Linked DNA regions of Homo sapiens: region 2 is linked to region 1. Evidence: chromatin loops called from intact Hi-C (ENCODE). Cell type or tissue: CD14-positive monocyte. All regions are shown on one strand. Each heading gives the region's core, and the rest is flanking DNA. Links, peaks and the distances in the headings are about the cores only.

What was found. Hi-C counts contacts between places; a loop is a spot of excess contacts. Peaks named below come from ENCODE experiments on the same cell type or tissue, not always from the same donor. Only the 100,000 strongest peaks of a DNase experiment are listed, where the experiment ranks them.
Region 2: it touches region 1 in a loop (2.9-fold over the local background); 2 of 110 quality-filtered maps call a loop at or near these places.

What each region holds. Positions count from the first base shown.
Region 1 is chr6:142,780,305-142,790,778 of GRCh38, forward strand. It overlaps HIVEP2 (HIVEP zinc finger 2), which reads right to left. Exons shown (of 10, transcript NM_006734.4): 3 at 3,217-3,311. Among named protein-coding and RNA genes, the nearest start is that of HIVEP2, 160 kb to the right of the region's middle. In CD14-positive monocyte, for the core only: no CTCF peak of the experiment used is centred there; a DNase peak (open chromatin) is centred at 4,207.
Region 2 is chr6:142,695,394-142,705,867 of GRCh38, forward strand. No RefSeq gene overlaps it. Among named protein-coding and RNA genes, the nearest start is that of HIVEP2, 240 kb to the right of the region's middle. RefSeq lists an enhancer at 7,189-7,418. In CD14-positive monocyte, for the core only: no CTCF peak of the experiment used is centred there; DNase peaks (open chromatin) are centred at 4,828 and 5,448; H3K4me3 peaks cover 1,849 bases; H3K27ac peaks cover 2,423 bases.

The sequences.
Region 1 (10,474 bases), core at 2,084-7,083:
GCACTACAGGGACCCCTCCTCTGATCCACAATGTCTAGTTTTTCACTTCAGTGAAAGGCTTATTAGGGAACTAGAAATCATGCTTATTTCACATGAACTTTCACATTTGATTTGAAACATGTTTGAGGATGTCTTTTTCTCTCCAACACTATCCTTGGGGAGCCTTTGACTAACTGCTATCCATAAAATCACGTCTCTTCTTGGAGTTTCTGAGACATATAAAGAAAGGTAGGTGGGAGAGAAAGTGAGCGATGGCTTCTTTTAGAATTTATTGATCATATTTATGAACCATTAAAAATATGGACTATTTGTATTTGTCACTTTTCTACAGCTGCTTTATCCTGGAAACTGAAAAGATTCTGCAATGGAAATTGTGTGCATCATAATCTATTACTGAACATGGCATGACTTTCTCTTTAAAAACAAGCAGGATTTGGGAGGGTTTGAAAGTTTCTCTGCTACTCCACTCATGTTATACTGAGGAAAATAAATTCACTTTAAAAACAATAGGGTTTTCAAGATTAGATAATGGCATTTGTCTTGTTTTGTTAGGTGACACTTTTACTAAGCAACTTAACTCTTCCAAATGGCATAAATTCTTGAGCTTACATTTTATTACTAAAATGTATAAAAATGCTTATAGATAACAAAACATTTTTAAAAGTATGTTAGATAAGGAAATCTACATTAAATGAATCATTAAGTCAGGAAAATACTTTCTTTGGACTTCATAACATTATTACAAGTCATTAAATGTACCATTGTATCTACCTGCAATTTTAGTTTAATTTCTGCAACAGAGATCCACTTAGAACTATAAAGATCTATAGTAATATGGTTAATTATAGCTACAGTATTTCTCTATGACTGTGTAGAGTCAATTCATTTTTCAGATTCTCTAATATTTCATTAAAATATATACCAGGTTTCCTAATCAATTGATATATCAAAAAATGCAGTATGAGAGTAATTCTCATATGAAAACAGCGAGTCGTCACTTTATTCACTGAGATTTCCTTTTATGGTAACCAAACCCACACAAAGTCATTTTTGGCACCCACTGCCAACAAAGGAGCGGAATTCCAAATACAGTTTTGCATTCACAGTTAAAATTTTCTCTAGTGGGTTTTAAGTGCTATGAAAGGAGTAAGATAATTTACTGGAGAATAAAACTCAGGGGATATGACTTTGGGTTTCCTGTGGATGCTGCTACAGCCCACAGGAGTCCTCTAGTCAGTAAAGACAGACATTGTCTGGCAGGCTCATCACACTTTTCAGAGGGGGATCATGTTAAAAAAGAGATTACCTCTGCATGGCTATTTCAGTGGTAATGGAACTAAAGGAACTGAAGCGAAAGAAAATGATATTACAGGGAAGAGCAGGCATTCTTCTAGAAGTGTGCCCTCTCCTTTGGCCACTCTTCAGAGTCCCACTCAAATAAGTTTGGCACCCAGTTAAATAATTTCCCCAGACAGGGTCCCAAAGGAAAGACACATAAACAGCCTCCTAGATGGACCTCCTCAGAGGTCTCTTCAGGATAACGGCTGGGTGGGATTGGCAGGAAGACAGGCTTACTCTGCAGAGGAATAAAGACCTACAGTACCCAGGGTTGTCAATCTGGGATCTTTTGCTTAGGAAAACATTATCTCAGAAAAAAACCTTACCTCAGGAAATTAATCATTACTTGAGTGGTGGCAAAAGTCAAGTGAGCATTAAATAATGACATCCTAAATAATGACGGTATACAATGACTGGCAGCAAACACGGCTTCTCCACTTCCAACATTTTAATAATAAAACATTTTTAAAAATGTAAATGGTCACTTGGTCTTTTCTTGAGGATTTGGTGGTATGACACTTCTAAACATTTCGTCTTTTGTTGAGGATTTGTGGTTTGACACTTGTAAACAAAATACGTGTCTTATGGTAATAATTAGTGAATGACATTTTAGAAGGGACATCATTGTATTTGTTATTAAAGTGCCACAGATCAGTTGTAAAATCTTTAAAAAATACATGAACATCTCGGGGCATTGTAGTTGTAACATTGATCCCACGAGTCACTTAGACACTCATTGCCCAACCACCGCTCAGAGCATATATGCTCAGAGAGTATGGGATGAGGGGAAAAAGGAACTACCAAGAAAGAAGGCGTGATGAGTGCCAGAGTCCAGCTGAATAAAGACTTATTTCCACAGGATGATTTTTAAAAAGGTGGCTTCCTGAGAGCCAAATTCATTATAAAGGCTTCTTTTAGTAAAAATTCCCATAACAACCTCAGTTCTCTCCAAAATGAGCAAGTTGTCTATATGGAGAAAACTCTATTATATACAATCCTGCCAAGCAATTCAGAAAACTTTTGGAGAAAAGTAAAAATACTGTGATGATCATCCTCTAATTTGATGTAATTAAAATCTAATTTGATATTTAAAGCCTAATGAGAAACAAACATATTTTTTCACATGGGCTGCAATGCAGGCATCATTGCATATATTTGTAGAGTTTGCCTATTTAGTCAAGATATTTATGACTTATTTTGGCTACAGCATGCTGCTTTTAATATTTTGTCATACCTTTTAAAATAATTTTTTAAATTGTGATTTCACTTTTCTACTGAGATGTTTTCTCATTATACAGCAAAAGTTATTAGGATTCACTAAGTAGAGTCTAACATGAAAATAAACTTTGTCAGAAATAAATTCTGTCGAATAATGCTATTTTAATTATAACAATGATAATTAATTATAATTAAGATTGGTGGGCTGGGTGCAGTGGCTCACGCCTGTAATCCCAGCACTTTGGGAGGCCGAGGTCAAGAGATCGAGACCATCCTGGCCAACATGGTGAAACCCTGTCTCTACTAAAAATACAAAAATTAGCCGGGCATGGTGGCAGGTGCCTGTAGTCCCAGCTACTTGGGAGGCTGAGGCAGAAGAATCACTTGAACTCGGGAGGCAGAGGTTGCAGTGAGCCAAGATTGTGCCACTGCACTCCAGCCTAGCGACAGAGCAAGACTCCGTCACAAAAAAAAAAAAAAAAAAAAAAAAAGACTAGTCTACTATGAAAAACAAAATACAACAAAACAACACTTTTCTCTCTAGATGGAAAATATATTGTTTCCTCCCTCCAGTTTATATATGAGTCCATAGTAGGCCAAAACAGCTTTTCAAGTTTAATGTAACAAGAGAGTAAGAATAAATAAATTTTAGTTATTAACCTGTTATCCTCATATCAAAAAACTGCATCACAACCGTCTTTGATTTCCAAGATGCCAACTCTCCTCACAGGAACTCATGCACAACTTCTGGGAATCTAAAAGATGAATAAGAAGATTTAAAAGATGATGACATCTGTAATGAATTTAATAAGCACGCTCATTCTTCTTCACTCACAGAACCTGCCTTCCTTTAGGAAAGAAAATTTGGAACTGGATCTCTCAAGAAGCTTTTTTTTTTTGCCCCCAGGAAAGAATTTCCTTTCTTTTAACATAGTTTAAATCTTTTGAATAAATACTTGTAATTAAAGGGAATTCCCTGTAACAGTGAAATGCTAGAGTTAAAACTTCAAGTACCAGCACTAGAAATTGTGTCATTGTAGTCCATGATACGGTTCTGCCACAAAGCTGAGATTTCTACAGAACTTCTTTGGGTGTATTAGCAACTAAACCTCGCAGGATGAAGTCTCAGATAACCTTGTTGTAAATTTGTTTCTATAGTTTATTTCAGCAATGTTATACTTTGTGCTAAAATTAAATTCTGAAATAGGAATCCAAACCCAACCAAAGCAAAATTCAGACTTTAAAAGTCTAGTAAGTAATGAAGAAAGGAACTTTTCATATATGGAATTAATATTTATTCAAGTATGATCCAAAGAAATGCATGGAAGATCAAACTACCTAATCTGAATAGATTAATCAACAATCTTAACAGAGTTTATCTCCCAGTATAAAAGACCTACTTAAAAATAATATTATAATACCCATAATCGTATATTTGTTATTTTTTTAAAAAAATCGCCCTTTTGTCCTGACAAGTTATTACAAAACTCCCATAAGAATAACTAAAGCATTAAAACATAACAGTTAAAGTGTGCTTTCCTGCAGTACCACTTCATGTGAACATTCAAAGTGCTTAAAGGAAGTAGTTTGCTTCAGTTTCCCCCTCCTTTCTGCACACCACTGCAGTAGCACTTCAGGACACCCTGTGCACTTGAGACATGAATCATTATAAGCAAGTAGGCCCACTCGGTTCCTCAAAAGACACAAAAGGTGCAAAAATAGCTTCTGCAATTGAAGCAAGAACCACGTCAGTAACCAGATGAATGTGGGTGGTCACATAAGATTCTGGTGCTGCAAAGGGCAAATTATTAAGCAAATGCTAGATTTATTTTCTTTTTTAAACTTTATTCTTCTTGCCTCAAATCAACCGTTTGCTGGCACTCAAAGTGACACCTGACAAGGTCTACTATTCTCAAAATTGAAACTTTCATCAATGCTAAAGAGCATGATTCATTAACATAGAAGGAATAGAGATGATATCCTAAAAAATATACATTTTCTATAAGATAATTAACTATATCTCTATCTATCTATCTATTTTTTTTGAGACGGAGTCTTGCTCAGTCACCCAGGCTGGAGTGCAGTGGCGCGATCTCGGCTCACTGCAAGCTCTGCCTCCCGGGTTCACGCCATTCTCCTGCCTCAGCCTCCCAAGTAGCTGGGACTACAGGCACCCACCACCACGCCCAGCTAATTTTTTTGCATTTTTAGTAGAGATGGGGGTTTCACCATGTTAGCCAGGATGGTCTCGATCTCCTGACCTCGTGATCCACCTGCCTTGGCCTCCCAAAGTGCCGGGATTACAGGCGTGAGCCACCGTGCCCGGCCAACTATATCTATATTTTTAACACACTAAATATCACATCTGTTTTAAAAAATCAAATAAAAGCACTTCAAAAAAAACCCACAAAAACTATAATCTAGGCTAAAGTAAAGCATGGCATTCCTCAAAAAAAAAAAAAAAAAAAAAAAAAAAAAAAAAAAAAGAAGAAGAAGAAATCACTGAGTTATTTTGTACTCCAAGCAAAATGCATCCAAGACATAAATGGGCCAAGGTTCTAAAGATGCAGATATTTATACGGAACCTTAACTTGCAGTAGTCAGTGACTACCTGTGACTGGTAATCTCACAGTCACCAAATTAAGAGGCAAGAAGGTAAAAGAAGAGCTTAATTTTCAGTAGGCCAGCACCAACCTCCCTTCCCTTCCAGAAATCATCATTCCTACCAGCAGTCTCCACAGGCAAAACAGAGCACGTGAGTGCCCCCCAACAAGCTCTGATGGGACAGCATTCCCAGTTCTGACTCCGTTTTTCCAGTCTTACTTTCTAAGATGATGGCTACTGGAAATGGTAAACACTCCTTTCATGACATGCACATGTATTTGAAATTGTAGATTACAGAAGAGCCCCCTTTTTACCCGGTAAGAGGATTCAAAAACTGGTTCTGTTGCATCACTCATGACCTTTTAAATGTTTGGGTTTCTCTTGAAGAAGAGAAAAGCAATGGTAATCATGTTATACTTATCCTTACCTTAAAGAAAGTTCCAGATGAGCATGATTTTAAAGCAAAGATGCAAATAATATTAGCATGAAAGATATGATATCAATTGCAGCGTTTTTGCACAAATCATTTTGTTATAAATTGAAATCAGTAATGGCCTCTACATGGGACTTGGTTATTGTTCTTATTGAAATGGAGATATGGAGATGCCATCTCAGAAATTTATTTTTTGCATTAATTTTAAGTGAGTTTTTGTGTCTTTATTTCTCCATCAAAATAAAAGAAAATCCTTTCATCAAACAGCTCTTGAGAATGTACTATGACAACTCATGCTCTTATTCTCAAGAAATCAACAGTTTACATAGTATGCTATTAAAGAAATGGACTAAAGGAGGAAAGATGATTATTTCTTTAACTTTGCTTTTAGGTTATTAGCTTCATAAGAACTTAACAGGCAATGAAACCTTAATATTTAATAAAACAAACAAGTTTTCAGAAATAGTGCTAATGAATCTTGATAAAAATCCAAAGGTCATTTAAAATTCCTTCCTAAATATGAGGTAAAAATTATATTTCACTTCACCACATACAAGATGGTTTTTCTGTCAACCTGCAGGTTAATGGAAGAGACCCTTGAAAATATTTTCCAATCCTCCATCTCCTATTTGTAATAAACACTTGGAAGATTTGAGTATTACTGTTTCTATCCCAGTGGTTTCTCAGCCTTCCCATTCTTAGAAGAAAAAAAATCCTTGGCATTAGTTACTTGTTGTTGGATGCTTATAGGTTATTACTATTAAGCTAAGCAAGAGTCAAGCTACTGATTCATAGATGACAGATAAGATAGACATTTTAAAAATACCCATTGTTAGTGGGGTTGTCTTTTTCCATTCTCTACTTTTCCAAATTGTTTCAAAACAAGTTACAGTTAATGCTTTAATATGACTCTTACATGAATCTAGCAAGAGGTGAAGGTTTCATTGGCAGAACTCTCAAGTACCTCCCATCACCCTTGTTTTTTCTGAGGTTAAATAAATACACACTATATCACAATTTTAGGAGAAGAGCTGATAAGGTAAACCAGTTACACTTTAGATGAGCATTGTCATAATTAAAAACAATAATTATTGGCTGGATGTAGTGGCTCACACCTGTAATCCCAGCACTTTGGGAGGATTGCTTAAGACCAGGAGGTTGAGACCAGTCTGGGCAACAAAGCAAGACCCTATCTCTATAAAAAAAAATTTAAGCAGGTGTGGTGGTGCACATCTGTAGTCCCAGCTGCTTGGGAGGCTGAGGTAAGAAGATCATTTGAACCCAGGAGTTTGGCGCTGCAGTGAGCTATAATTGCACCAGTCTGGGGGATAGAGTGAGACCCCGTCTCAAAAATAAATAAATAAATAAATAAAAACAACATCAATGAAAATAATTCTTATAAACTCAATGGAAAAATGGCAAATAGAAACTGGAAACAAGATATGATAGTTTTATTTCTCAGTAAAAAGAGTGTTTAAGTATTACATGTTTAAAAGAATGAACACTACTCTTCACTAGAGAAGAGACACTTTACTCTTATAGTAGGGAATAGAAAAGATTCAAAAGTAGTGACTAAAGATGGGAGAAGAGCACTGAAAGAGATATCAATGTTCAAGATATAATCCATCAATTTCACAAGCTTTTTGTAGAGGCATCTTTTCCTCTCTACAAAAAAAAAAAAAAAAAGACTCTAAATGGGCCCATTGTTCCACTCTGGAGTGCGTAAAGTGGCAAAGGAAGAAGAGGCTGCGAAGGACTAGAGAAGGCAGGTACAGGATAGACAACACACATACACACACACACATACATTGACAGGATGATGACTATAAGCTTAGATCTTCAGAAATATTTTTGATATAAAGGTAATGGATGAGGTTGGGGTTGAAATGTAAAAAAGAAAACATATTAAAGGGACATGACTAGGAAAAGAGAAACATAGTAGTTTTGGAACATGGGGCAATTCATTACTGGGACAACAATGTAGAAGGTTTTGAAAAGTCAAGAAGGTGCATGGAAGGAAGGATTCCCACAGAGTTTTCATAATAGGAGGCTGGGGCAAACTGAGTCCAAATTAGCCAGAAACTGCCCATAAAAATGACACCAAAGCTACATATGGTCTATTGCTGATTCTCAGCAGGTAGTGCAGGAGCACAGAAAAGATAGGAAACAAAGCATTGTGTAAATTAAAACTAGTGAAAACAAACAAAAAAAGCAGATACATGTGCATTAGAGATTGTAACTTAGGCCTCTTTAAATAGGATTTCTGATTATTCTATGATACTTTAAGACATTTACTTATACCTAATGTTAAATGACGAGTTAATGGGTGCAGCACACCAATATGGCACATGTATACATATGTAACAAACCTGCACATTGTGCACATGTACCCTAAAACTTAAAGTATAATAAAAAAAAATCCCCCCCTCAAAAAAAAGACATTTACTGAATGCCTACGATATGCCAGAAATGGGCTGTATTTACACAATACAGAAAAAGAAAAGACAAGCATTGCATTTAAGAGCACAGAGCTGGCTGGGTATGGTGGCTCACACCTGTAATCCCAGCACTTTGGGAGGCCCAGGCGGGCAGCTCACTTGAGGTCACGACTTCAAGACCAGCCTAGCCAACATGGTGAAACCCTGTTTCTACTAAAAATACAAAAATTAGCCGGGTGTGGTGGCTGGAACCTGTAATCCCAACTACTCAGGAGGCTGAGGCAGGAAAATCTCTTGAACCCGGGAAGCAGAGGTTGCAGTGAGCCAAGATCACACCACTGCACTCCAGTCTGGGTAACAGAGCAAGACTCCATCTCGAAAAACAACAACAACAAACAAACAAACAAAACAAACAAACAAACGAAGAGCTCAGAGCTTCAGCGGGGAGATATTTGTGAATTAGTTCAACAAATGACATAAATATAAACAGATTACAAAGGAGATTACAAGAGGGAATGGTCACTCCTTTCTGGAAAGTTAGAAAAGGCTTTCTAGATGTAACGACACTGAACTTAATATTTAAATAAAACTATATATGCTAATATACAGAAATGCACAGTTATCAATGTTAGATTTAGAGACAAATACATTTGTCAGATGAAATAAAAATACAAGACTCTACCATTCCGGTTTCTCTATGATTATATATACTTTATTTTGTGTGATGGAATGTTGGTTCATGAGGATGCTTGGGGAATAAGGTGTTCTAGTTAATACAATCTTATGGTTAGGTAAAGACCACAGAGAAAATCATTTTTTGTTAAACATCTGGTGGTAATTTATTTTCAAAAGTACACTAGCTTTTGCCTTGAGTTAATTACAGTCTACTAACCATAATTTAATCTTCCTTTGATGGTTCAGGATCATATAGTGTTCTCCAGTCATTCTGCATCTTGGCTGTGCTCATCTGGTATTGGCCATGCAAACTTCTCCCAACATGTGTCCTTAAAACACACGTCATGTTTTCTAAGATAAGAGCTATAACCTAGGTTTGTTTTCTTGACCCAATTTGACATCACGTAAGTCATATATCTGACTAACTTGATTTTAGGAGCAAATATATGACTACAAACTTCTATTACTATTTAAATGTTTAGCTTATTCTAAATCATATAGGCAGTGTTTAGGGCTATGGAATAATTTAGAAACCATTGAATTTAATCTATCAGGCAACTAACAAATGAAAAAGGTGAGAACCAGAGAAGTCAAAAGACTTGCTTAGGGACCCACAGCTCATTATGATAGTTCTGGTCTACAGCTTAGGTCTTTAAACTGTCAAGTCAATTATTTTCCATTATCCACACTACTTCCTCTTATTCAAAGTTTATTTATCTAACCCTATTTCAGAAATTGATTGAATGAGTAAAGAAGTAAAAAATGAAGAATTAATAATTTTGAAATTCAAATGAGCAAAGATATTTATAATCCATAATCAAAGAAACAGAAAATAACAGTAGTTAAGGATCAATGCTCCACTGAAATGTTTATCAATTTTTATACTAAATAAAAATAAATGCAACAAAAATTTTAATTTTTCCAAAATGAGTAAATGACAGAAAAATTAGAAGATAATCAATTTCCATAAGCAGTGCATTATTTAGTATCCAAAGCAAAAATAATTACTTAATTTACAACCAATTTTCAGTATAAGCTATTTTCTAAGATTTTTATGCTCTTATAACGAAAATTTTTCAGTAAATATTTTAAGTAGAGTTATGAGACCATCTTCCTAAAAGCAAAGATAGCTCTTTCATTGAAAGTCAATGGAGGCAAGCCCCTTGTTCATAATACCAAAATTTCACCTAGGAGACCTGTGAAGACATGGTAACACCAACTCCACAGGCACTACTTCTTCTGCTGCATTGGTTTTGCAAAAGGGCAGAGCCAAGTAGATGTTTTGTATAATTAAAAATCTTTTTTTGCTCTCTCTTTTGTGATACATTTTCCCATTTTTATTTTTTTCCTTCCCTTCCATTTCCTCTATCTTATCCCTTAATATGGTAGGTAAATAACTACTTCTAGCCAAGCCAGCTTAAACATTTACTCTTTAACTAAATATTTGGAGAGACAGGGATAAAAGCAAAAAAGGTGTATTTGACTACCATACTCTAGTGAGAAGTATATATGACACAACAAAGTCATAACTCCAATGTACTGTTTTCTCAAGTTTTATCTTTTACAATGCTTATGTTTACTATTCGGTTGCTGCAGATATACATAAATAAGGTCATGATTCTCCAATTTTCTTTTTACTCCTGGGTATGCCAAGACTAGCATAAAGAAAGGCCGCAGTTAACTTTGAATTAAGTAAACAAAGAGAACAGAGAAATCAAATCATAAAATATGCATTATATTCATAAGTATTCATATAACAGGCTGACCT
Region 2 (10,474 bases), core at 1,927-6,926, 85 kb before region 1:
TGGATTGGGGCTACAGAAATCCATGGCAAAACTTATTCATGTCTTTTTAAAGTCTTTTTGGTTACAAGCATCAAAGCCAGCAAAGTTTGGCTAATCAATAAACAAGAACTTACTGTAAAGATGCAAAGTCATCCTCAGAAGTCAATAGCAGATGTAGCCCTGCCTCTTTTGACTCGGTTCATTCTTTGGCATTGCCTTTTGGTTTTCTCTACACACTGACTTGTTCTGATTCTCCCTGCGTATGGCCACCATGGCTCCAAAATTCATGTCTGAGCCAAACACAGACGCTGATCTCTAGTTATCCATTTCTTTAAGTCCAATTCCAAATTCCCAAGAGAAAGATATTGATTGTCCAGCTTGGGTCAGTGAGAACTCTGATGCAATCTATGGCCAAAGTGGAAGAGTCATGGTGGATGCTCGGTTACTTGGCCTTCCCTTTTGTGGAGAGGGGGATGATTCCTTGAGAAATGGTGTCATAGACTGGGAAGGAACTCCAAAAGATGTTTACAACCACCTGCCAGAAGTCTGCTGGTGTATTTTAATACTGCCATCCTGCAAGCTCAGTGTCAGTAAGAACAGAAGAAAGGGATAAATAGAGGTAATGTTTGTCATATTTCTAGAAACCGGACAGGTTTAGGACACATTGGAGTGCCAGCCATGGGAATAACATCAGGATAGAATGGTCTGGGCAAAGCTGAATGGGAAGAGGCATTTCCACAAAACTGCCCAAGGCAGTGGCACTACTAGGTTCAGAAGAATTCAGAGACCCAGGGAGGGCTGCTATTTAGAATAGCTCAGAACATCACAAGTGTGCTGGCTTTCCACTTTAATGTGAAGCTGGGTGTGGAGTTTTTAAAGCTCTATGCAAGACCTCACTGTTCCCAAAACATGGAAGGAAGTGTTTGACCTCAGAACATTCTCATATTATTAATCAACACACCAAATATTTACCCAGGACCTAGTCTGTGCCCAGTGCTGTTCGATACTGTAGTGCTCGGTCAGTGCTGTAGAGACAGAAGGGCCATCCCTCTGCTGTTGTAGAAAGTCCCTTCAGGGGTTCTGGAGGGAGTTGGGTGCCAGGAAGTTTCCCAGACTCCTCTCAGCCTCCCTTCCCAAACTCAAAGAAACGTGCTCCCTCCACTCTCCTCTTCTGCCTGCCAGAGTTTCCAGATTTGTTCTGTTTTGCAGTTGCGTCAAGCCACACTCAATTCCAATCCTAGCAGAAGGCATAAATTAACATTTTATTATGCGTGCTTGTTAGGGTCTCTTAAAGCAGACATGCAAATTCGAGGCTCCCATAGTAAATTAGGGCATACCCAGATTTTGCTGAAAATAAATCAAGTCGCCCTGGCCAAACCCTTGGAAAGCAGCACTTCTCTGAGCTATCCTGGGACAGATGCTCCCCTCAGCTCCTGCCCCAGGTTGTTTACCCTGGCCCCTGGCCATTTCCTGCCCCGTTTGGCACCCAGGTCCTCTCTGTCCAGCTGCCACTGGCTCATAGGACTCTTGGTCGACTTTCACTTACAAGGAACCAATTTCACAAGCAGCTGTAGGTGAGCCTTTTACGGGCCTCTGGCGAGTGAGTGAGAGGCCTCGGGCCTTCTCCCACAAGCAGCTGGACAAATATATCTGCCTTGGCTTTCCAGGGGGACCAGCTATTTTGAGGCTCCCCTTTGATTGACTCTTCCTACTACTGTGCCTTTAATTGCAGTTTATGGATCTTAAAACCTTATAGAACAGGAACTTCAAGCTAGACAGAGCTTGATTGGATTTGGCGTGGCTGTGGCGGAGGAATTCGAATTAGCAAAATCAAAAGTGAGAAGTAGTTAGTATGCACTTAGGCTCTACTAGGTTCCATTTTTAATTGTTCTGTGGCCTTTCTTTCCAGCATGCTGATTAGGTCATATAATTTTGTGTGTGGTTGGAGAAAGGTGGACAGGGGAAAGAGAGAAAGAATGTTTTCCAAGTCGCCACTTTAATTTTCAAAGTGTCCTTTCACATCCCTCATTATTATAAATTATCTGCCTCCTTGGGAGCATGCGTGGATGATCCCACCCAAATAGAGAAGGTGGTAAAGGCAAGGAAGCCATCACTGCCCTCCTGAGTCAGCCCACAGGCATCGGTCACAGATCGAAAACCCTAGTTCTGACCAGGTAGGTGGAAGAGCTGACTTCAGGGGCCTTGTGCCAGCCTAGATGAGCATGGTAAGTATTCACGGGGGATATTTGAGCCTCCCTATCTTAGAGGTTACACTGGAAGACACCATCAATTGGGTCCTATGTAGTGCGAGTGTGTGGGAGTGCCTCCAGCATTCCTGCAAGCCTGCTTCCAGAAGACTACTTGTCCCTCCACTCCTGTGGCTCTCAGGAAGTTGTGTTCCTTCTAAGTGCTGGAAGATACACCGGAACCTGAGGCTGCCACTCTGAAGGCTCCAGTTCTCTGCCATGTTGCTATCTCTATTTTATTTCTCCTTCCAAACAGATGCTTCTTAACCTCCTTCCTCCTGCCTCTCACCTCGCTCCCAGCTTTTCTGAATCCTTTCTCTCCTTGTTTCACTCAGTTCTTCTTTGCATCTCATTTCACCTTCCTGCTCTGTAGAGAGCTATGCGTGGCTCTTACCTTCCCCCAGTGGCATTTAAAGTGTTTCTTGGTGCAAAACATCCTATTCATTGCCATAGAAACAGGAAGCTCAGTGTGGAAGAAAAAGGAAAAAAAGAAGTCTGACACTCCAAAGCTGTGCAATTCTGTTATTTTGCCCAAATCCATAAACGGCAACATGCTGGGAGATAAGCAAAAGCCCGCCCGCTGCTAGAACCAGAGAAGGAAGGGCCTTCCATTCCTAGGAGACTGTCTGCAGGTTTTAAACCAGGCCCTTAAACCAGGCAAGAGCTGGCTCAGTGGAAAGAACTGCTACTTTTCTTTCACATGGAAACTCACAGCTGAGTCTAGAGAAGTCAGACTGCCAGGACCCTGAGTGAGGAGTCAGACAGACCTCGTTCTGTGATAAATGCTGCCTCTGAAAAGCTGCAGCCTTTTGGACTCCTCACTTAACCCCTCTCAGTCTCCTTAGCTATAAAATAAGGATATGAATGTTGCCACGGCCTTTTTGTCAGGCTCTGATGAGGGCATGTGGTGCTGTACCTTCATTGCACTCCTGCTGGACTCACTGTTTCCTTACCCCATCCTTGGAAAGCACAAGTTTGGGTTATCTATTCACCATGGTAAACACCTCCCTGACATAAAACTAAGAGAAGAACTTCACATTCACATAATTCCTAAAATAAAGCCAATCATCCACAGCATTCTTTAAAATATACTAAGAAGTATTTATTTTTTACATCTTCATGCAAAACCTGGACAGGAGCCTTCTCCAAACCATTGATTTCCAAGATGCATCTTCAACCTACCCTGAGTACTGCCTTTTTCTTCTGGGTCCCAAGAACTCTAGAAGTTGTTATTCCCTAAGCTGAGAACAGGCTGGGTAAGTATGGATCAGAGCTTCAAGCTAATGATGTGAAGTTTGCTGGTTTAATCTCCACCCAGCCAGTGGGTCTCTCCGAGGCCATCTATGTTCTATTCCCAGAAGTGCACCCTACCTTTCAACAACTACCTTTGTTCTGCATCTCTTAGATTCTGCATTTGGCATCCATTAATCACAGGGACAAATGAACAGCCACAGTTGTTTGCATCTTCCCTGTGATCCACTTGCACTGGCCCATAAAATTGCATTAACAACCCTCCGATCCATCCCAAAACTAGTACCTCGAACCACCTCATTGAACTAACTCCCACAAACCCAGTCAATAGTCCCCTGCCCTAGGGCCAGGTACCAAACTAGAAACCACCCCACTAGACCAGAGCTCACTGACTTTATTCAAACTGAGCCACCCTAAGCTGTTTCCCTACCCTCCCTTTCCTCTCCTATGAAAAACACAATGAGGGCTCTGGCCATGGTCTCCCCTTGCACCTCCTTCTGCCTCCTGACCAAACCTGGTGCCTCCCCACGTGGCCTTCTGTGATGTGGTGGCCCCCTTTTCTTGGAAACTGTAGGTAATAAAAACCTTCTTTCAATGGCACTGGCCTCTCTTGTCATTACTCATTCACTTCCATAAATTAAGAGCTGGGCACAAATCAACCTTGTCCACATCTGTCATACCAGTGACAGAGATACCCTGGTAATGAGGTGTAACTGGTTCATCATGTACACATCACACGCTTGGTGGTGCTAGCTCAGCAGCATCTTCATCTATAAATAAGGCAACCATATGTCCCACTGTGCCCTGTAGAGTCCAAATTTACCCCTAGTTGACCTGTACAATTATTAATAGTGGCCTCATTCACTCTCAAAGCAATTCTGGTTTGGAATATAAATGATATGGTTACCCTACTATAAAGGACAGAAAAATATTCTTCTATGAAATAGGTAAAAGTCTTTGTTTCAGGGGACTAATTGCAACTGAGTCATTCAGTGCCATATTTCCACTTGAGGAAAGGGTCTAAATGAATGGTACAGACATTCTAAAAATACAAGTGCTTGTCTTCACATAATATGCAAGAAGTTCAAGAGGAAAAACCAGCTGCATGAAGTGTGTATACAAAGCAGAGCAAAGAATCATGATTACGCTGAGGTTTCTTTCACGAGCATCAAGGATGATGGTAGCTTTGTTCACCGTGACCCAAAAGCTGGACCAGGGTAGGAATCACTATGGACCAAATGATCAGGTGATTAGCTCATGTTTTCGTGTCTGGTATCTGACAGGAGATTTAGTCATTCAGTCATTCTGCAAATATATTTTGTCTCTAATATGTGCTGGACACTAGGGATACAATTAGAATCAGTTTCAGTTCCTGTCTTCAAGAAGTTTTTTCTGTAAAGGAAGACATTGACACACACAAGAAGTATTTCAAAAGGCACAAGCACAGGTTACCATGGGACCATTTACGAGGAGCACTTGTTCTAGTCCTGGGGGTTATTAACTGACTTTATGAGTGAAATTTGGGGTGGGTGTGGGGAGATTGGAGGGTAGATTATAAGACCCTAATTCAATCTGAACCAGTAAGCATAGAGACCACTGTCTAAGGTCCTGGAAATCAAAGGACAAAACCTGAGGGCATTGGAGCATGAGACTGGGGGACAGTCCAAATTCAAGCAACCAAATGAACAGAATATAATGATGGCCTGAATGCTGCAGAAAATCCAGCCCCAAGTTCTAGCATTTCTTGACAGGTAGAAATGAGGAATGTTAAGGACCGCTAGGAAAAAAATACATCAAACCCAATATATGAGAGAATTGATTATGAATGCTCTAGATTTTTACCCCAACCCTAAACTCATCCCATTCTTCCCTAGGTGCCAGGACTGGTGCTCATCTTTGCCCTTCAACGCTGTAGCCTCAGTTCCAAGGAGGAGAAGGATCAGCTGCGTGCCGGGGACAACTTCCTCATCATCCTCCCAGGGAAGTCTGTCGGAGGTTGTTTGTAATCAAGCCTTAAAAATCTATGACATGCAGCTGCACTGTCTGTGATGGCACGTACGTCAAGGAGAAAAATTCATGATTTGGGAATGCATAGAGCTATGTTTTGCTCCTCCACACCCTAGTCAGATGCAGAGTTGTTTTGGTCCTCTACAGAGTTATAAATAAAAAGCCAGCTCTAAAGATTTGCTGAAGCAAACCCAAGGCCGAAGGAGCAATCCTTCTTAATTGACCTGACTTACACAATGCTTCTGGCATATGGTCTTGCTCTCCCCAGACAAAGAGAATGCCTATAAAAAGAAATACATAACATTGGCCCTAGCATTATTTTAGAGTCACAGAATGTAAGTCACAGGGGATATTAGAGATCATTTTGCCCTATGCATGCATCTTACAGATCAAGGGTGCCAGAGGTTGTGGAGCTATTTAATAGGATTCCTTGACTGGGATCCATTTTTATTTTAGAAACAAACACAATTAGATTCAATACCTTGGAAAACAGAATTTTGGTACACTTTGAAGTTATAGACAGCTGTCTCTGTTGTATCCTTGATACACTTAGAATAAGCAAAAGAGTAAAATAGGCTATGTACTATACCCTCAAGTATTCAGTGCCTCATAATACAACCCCCAGGACCTATCATCGAACTTCTCCTGATTAGTGTCCCCTACTTGGGATGGGTCTCTCCATCCTCTTACGCGTCACCAAATTTCCCTATTATGTTTCCTGTTATCAGTGCCCTGACAAAAGGGTACTGGTCTGATAAACTCATTCAGCTCAGGGTGTACATATAAATAGTAGCCTAATGAGAGTAAATTTGTAAAATACTTATCCACTAAATAACAATTTTTAAAAATAGAGGCCAACATTTTTTAGTATCAAGGTGCAGACATTGCACCAATCATTTTAACCACATCATCTTATTTAATCTTGTCAACTCTACAACATAAGTATTGTATTATCCCCATTTTTTGGATGAGTAAAGCAAGGTTTGGAGTGGTCTCCCAAAGTCATACTATTAATAAATGGTCAAGCTGGGATTTCGATACAGGCCATTTGAATCCAAAGCCTATAGTTTTCACCACAGTGCCATGAATTGTGACTGCTATAAATAACAATGACAACAAAAACCATAATACTTGCATATCTGCTTTAATGTATTTCTTCCAAAAGCACAAATCGTGGCCATTCAGACTGGTTTACTTTATTTTTTTCTCCAGCTTTATTGAGACATGATTGACAAATAAAAATTGTGTATTTTCAAGGTGTGCAACGTGATGATTTGATATACATATACATTATAAGTGATTACCACATCAGTTCACTTCCAGAAGCCTTCATATAACCGCTTATTGGCAACTTCCTCATATCTCTGTATTTCCATTCATTAATTTGGCCCTAATAATTTCAACAGCTATAAAAAATAACAGCAAGTCCAGACCTTCTCTGACAATGAAGCTGCCTCCATTTTTCCAAGATCAAGAGTTGCGGCTGGTTGTGGTGACCCAGGCCTGTAATCCCAGCACTTTGGGAGGCCGAGGTGAAATATTTAAATTAAAAAAAAAAAAAAAAGGTGCAACGTCTTTGTCATTCCTCTGTGCTCTGTTTTCAGTCATATTATTTTCTTCATCATCGTTACTGACCTGCTTCCTCCCTCAAGACTGTTCAAACTCCTCTGGCTTCTGGAAATGGTCTCTGTTACTGTAAGTGGTCAGAGACAGAAGGGCCATGAACGTGGCCTAACCCACTCCAGGAAACCCATCACCTTTTCAACTTCCCCTTTCCTCACGCCTCCTCCCTCCCCCAGCTGCTCTCCCTACTCCTTCGCTTCCTCATTTGCAGCATAAGAAAATGTGCCCGGGAAACCAGCACAGGACAAATCCTGGAACACACTCAACATTGTACTTCCCATGAAGAGAGCAGTCACGTCTGGGCCTAGAAGCTCACAGTCAGCCTCCGGGGCTCTGAGGAGAAGGGGCCATTACCTCAGCCTCCCAGAGACAGACTCAGGCGCCCTGGCACCGCCACACACAGTGACACTGCCTGGCAGGGGGCTGTTTTTCACTGTCTCTACTGTCTGTGTGACTCCTGCAGCTGCCTCCAGTTCTCTAATCCAATCAGAGCTACATTGTCCTGTTTCTGTTATATTCATGCTCAGATTGCCAGACACAAGATATTTATCAATTCTGGCAAACCTGTCTCTCTCAAGAGAGGCCATCTCTGAGTCAGGCTGAGCTGCCTTACCTGCCCAGACTGTTCAGGGTCTTTCTTGGGTAAGACTCCACTTTCTATGCCTTTTCCAATTCATTCACATTCCTTCATGCTCTCCAGGATCCTTGGGGGCAATTTAGTGCCCTTGATAACGTCTTGAGTGTGGTGGAAAGCCCCACTTCCTGCAGGGTGGTGCATGACATGGAAAGGCTGAGCTCCTCTGTTGACAGCATTCAGTCAAGGACTTACTGACGTGTTGTAACAAGCCATCTCCAAACCCGTCTGGTGGAAAACTGATGTACCTGTTCAAGGGGTGCAGACAATATTTAGAAGTTTTCCCCAAAAGTTATAATTACATTTTTCTTTCAAGTAAGACACAATAATGACCTCCCCCCCACCCCCCGCAACATGCGCGCGCACGCACACACACACACGTTCTAATTCCCGGAACCCTGTGAATATGTGACCTTACCTGGCAAAGGGGACATTGCAGCTGTGATAAGTTAAGGATCCAGAGTTGAGGAGCGTATACTGGATTATTCAGGTGGGGTCAATGTATTCACATGGGTCCTTAACTATCAGAGTAACTTTCCTAGCTGTGATCAGAGAGAGGTGGCTAAGACAAGGCAACACTGCTGGCTTTGAAGATGAAGAAAGAGAATGTGAGCCAAGGAATAAAGACAGCTTCTGGAAGCCAGAAAAGGCAAGAGAATGATTGTCCCCTAGAGCCTCTGGAAAGAAGGCAGCCCTCCAGTCACCTTGCTTTTACCCCAGTGAGAGCTGTGTGGGGCTTCCGACATCTAGAACTGTAAGATAATGAATTTGTGTTGTGTTAAGCCACTACATTTGTGGTGATTTGTTATGGTGGAGGTGGGAAACTCATATAGGCCTAAAAGAAGGAACAGGTAGTTCAAGGACCTTTTCTTCTTAGAGCCACATTAGATAAGAAATTATCAAATACCCACCTCTTAATTGGCAGTTACCCTCTCAACAGGCAACTGTCACAACATCTATGAAAAAGATAAGGTCATTGTGTCATCAAATGGGACTTGCTGCTATTTCCTGAAGAGATTCAACATGAGAAAGTTTGAAAAAAAAAAAAGAAAAAATGTAAAAGACCAACATTATCCAAACGACTTAGGAATATCTGTTGCTACTGACTGGGAAAAACATGGACTGTTACATATTAATTTTAACCCTGAGCTCATTTCCAATGCAAACTGTTAACCTTTAACAGCAATGTTCTTTTTGATTACAAAGGAAATAAGCACAATGCAGAGTTAAACATTTTGTTTTCTAGAGTCTGAAAGACATAAAGGAATACTGGAATTCTTTGAGATCATTTGGAGTCAGGGCGACTTGGTTAATGTCAACTCACAATTAAGGCTGGAGAACCTGTCTGCAGCCCATATTGTGGCATTTGGGAATTATGCAGGGCCCAGTCATCAAACTTTCAAGTGGAGAAAACTAGATCCAATGCCATTCTGGTATGAAGTGGTTACACTTGTCCAAATTTGATCAAGAGTGTTTAAAGCAAATGTCAAGGTAATTGAAACTTTCTCTTGTCATTCGAGTTTCATTTCACACCTTCTCCCAAATATTACAAAAGTGAATTTTCTTTGCCCCAGCCCTTGAATATGGCATCAAAAAAAAAAACAGCTTTGTGTTCTTTTATTACTTATCTTTATTTTAATTGTAAAAAAATTGAGTTAATAAAAATTGCTACTATTTACTGAGCAACTATTATGTGCCAGTCACCTGAGATTCACTATCTCATTTAATCCCTCAATTAAGGATTATTATTTCCATTCATTACATGAAAAAAATGAGGTTGGAAAGTCTAAATGACTTGCCCAAACTCACAGAGTGAGAGGTGGTGAATGCCAGAACATCTTCACCGCTCCTTGGTCCAGGGGCTCTTGGTTCACTCATTATTTCCTATGTTTCTTTAGTATGAAATATAGTCAAAGCCAAAAAGAAGTGTAAAATAAAATTTATTAGTAACCGGTGGGTCCACTATGAGTTTATGAGTCCATGCCCCCACCTCAAATTTGGGCTTCCCATAGCAGTATGCAGAGAGGACCACCAGCTTCCCTCTCTGGGGTAGACGAATAGGGAACTAACAAACCTCTTCCTCATTTTTAAGTGTGGCTTAAGCAGTCAGTAATTAAATTTATCTTGTGATACGGCATCCTGAGAGGCCTGGAAGGGTAGGAATACCAACATGGCCTGAAGGCACATGTCACAATTGAGGATCACAAGTTACTTTAGTTTTATCAGTGCTTCCTAAAAATGTTTTCCTAGTATCCTAGTGCCATGCACATTGGTGTATTTGCTGTATCAAGGTAGTTAGCCCTCAGATGTTTCCTCTTCTATAGTTCCTGGCCCACCCTCCACTCTTTACATCAAAATAATTATTTCACAGAGGTTTTCTACTGCAATGGCTGCTGGGGAATAATTCCTCAACTCTCTCCTTTCTTACCTTCCTTTTAGCTGCCTTAATTCTGCTCCATCTTGCAATTTCATTGGCCAGTCTTAATTTCTCCAATTTGCTGTGTAGTTGCCATGATGTTATGATTTCCTTGTGAATCACATTACAATGTCTGGAGCTCCGTTCAGGTGGCTGGAGGACTTTCAGCAAAGAATTAGTAATAATAGTATGATTGCATTGTCTGCTACAAGAACAACCAAGAATAAAATACAGTGAATTCATTTTTTCTGGTTCTAGTCACTTAAGTTTTGCTATCCAGCAGGAACAATGCTGTTTTCGCTAAGGAGCCCACCTTAG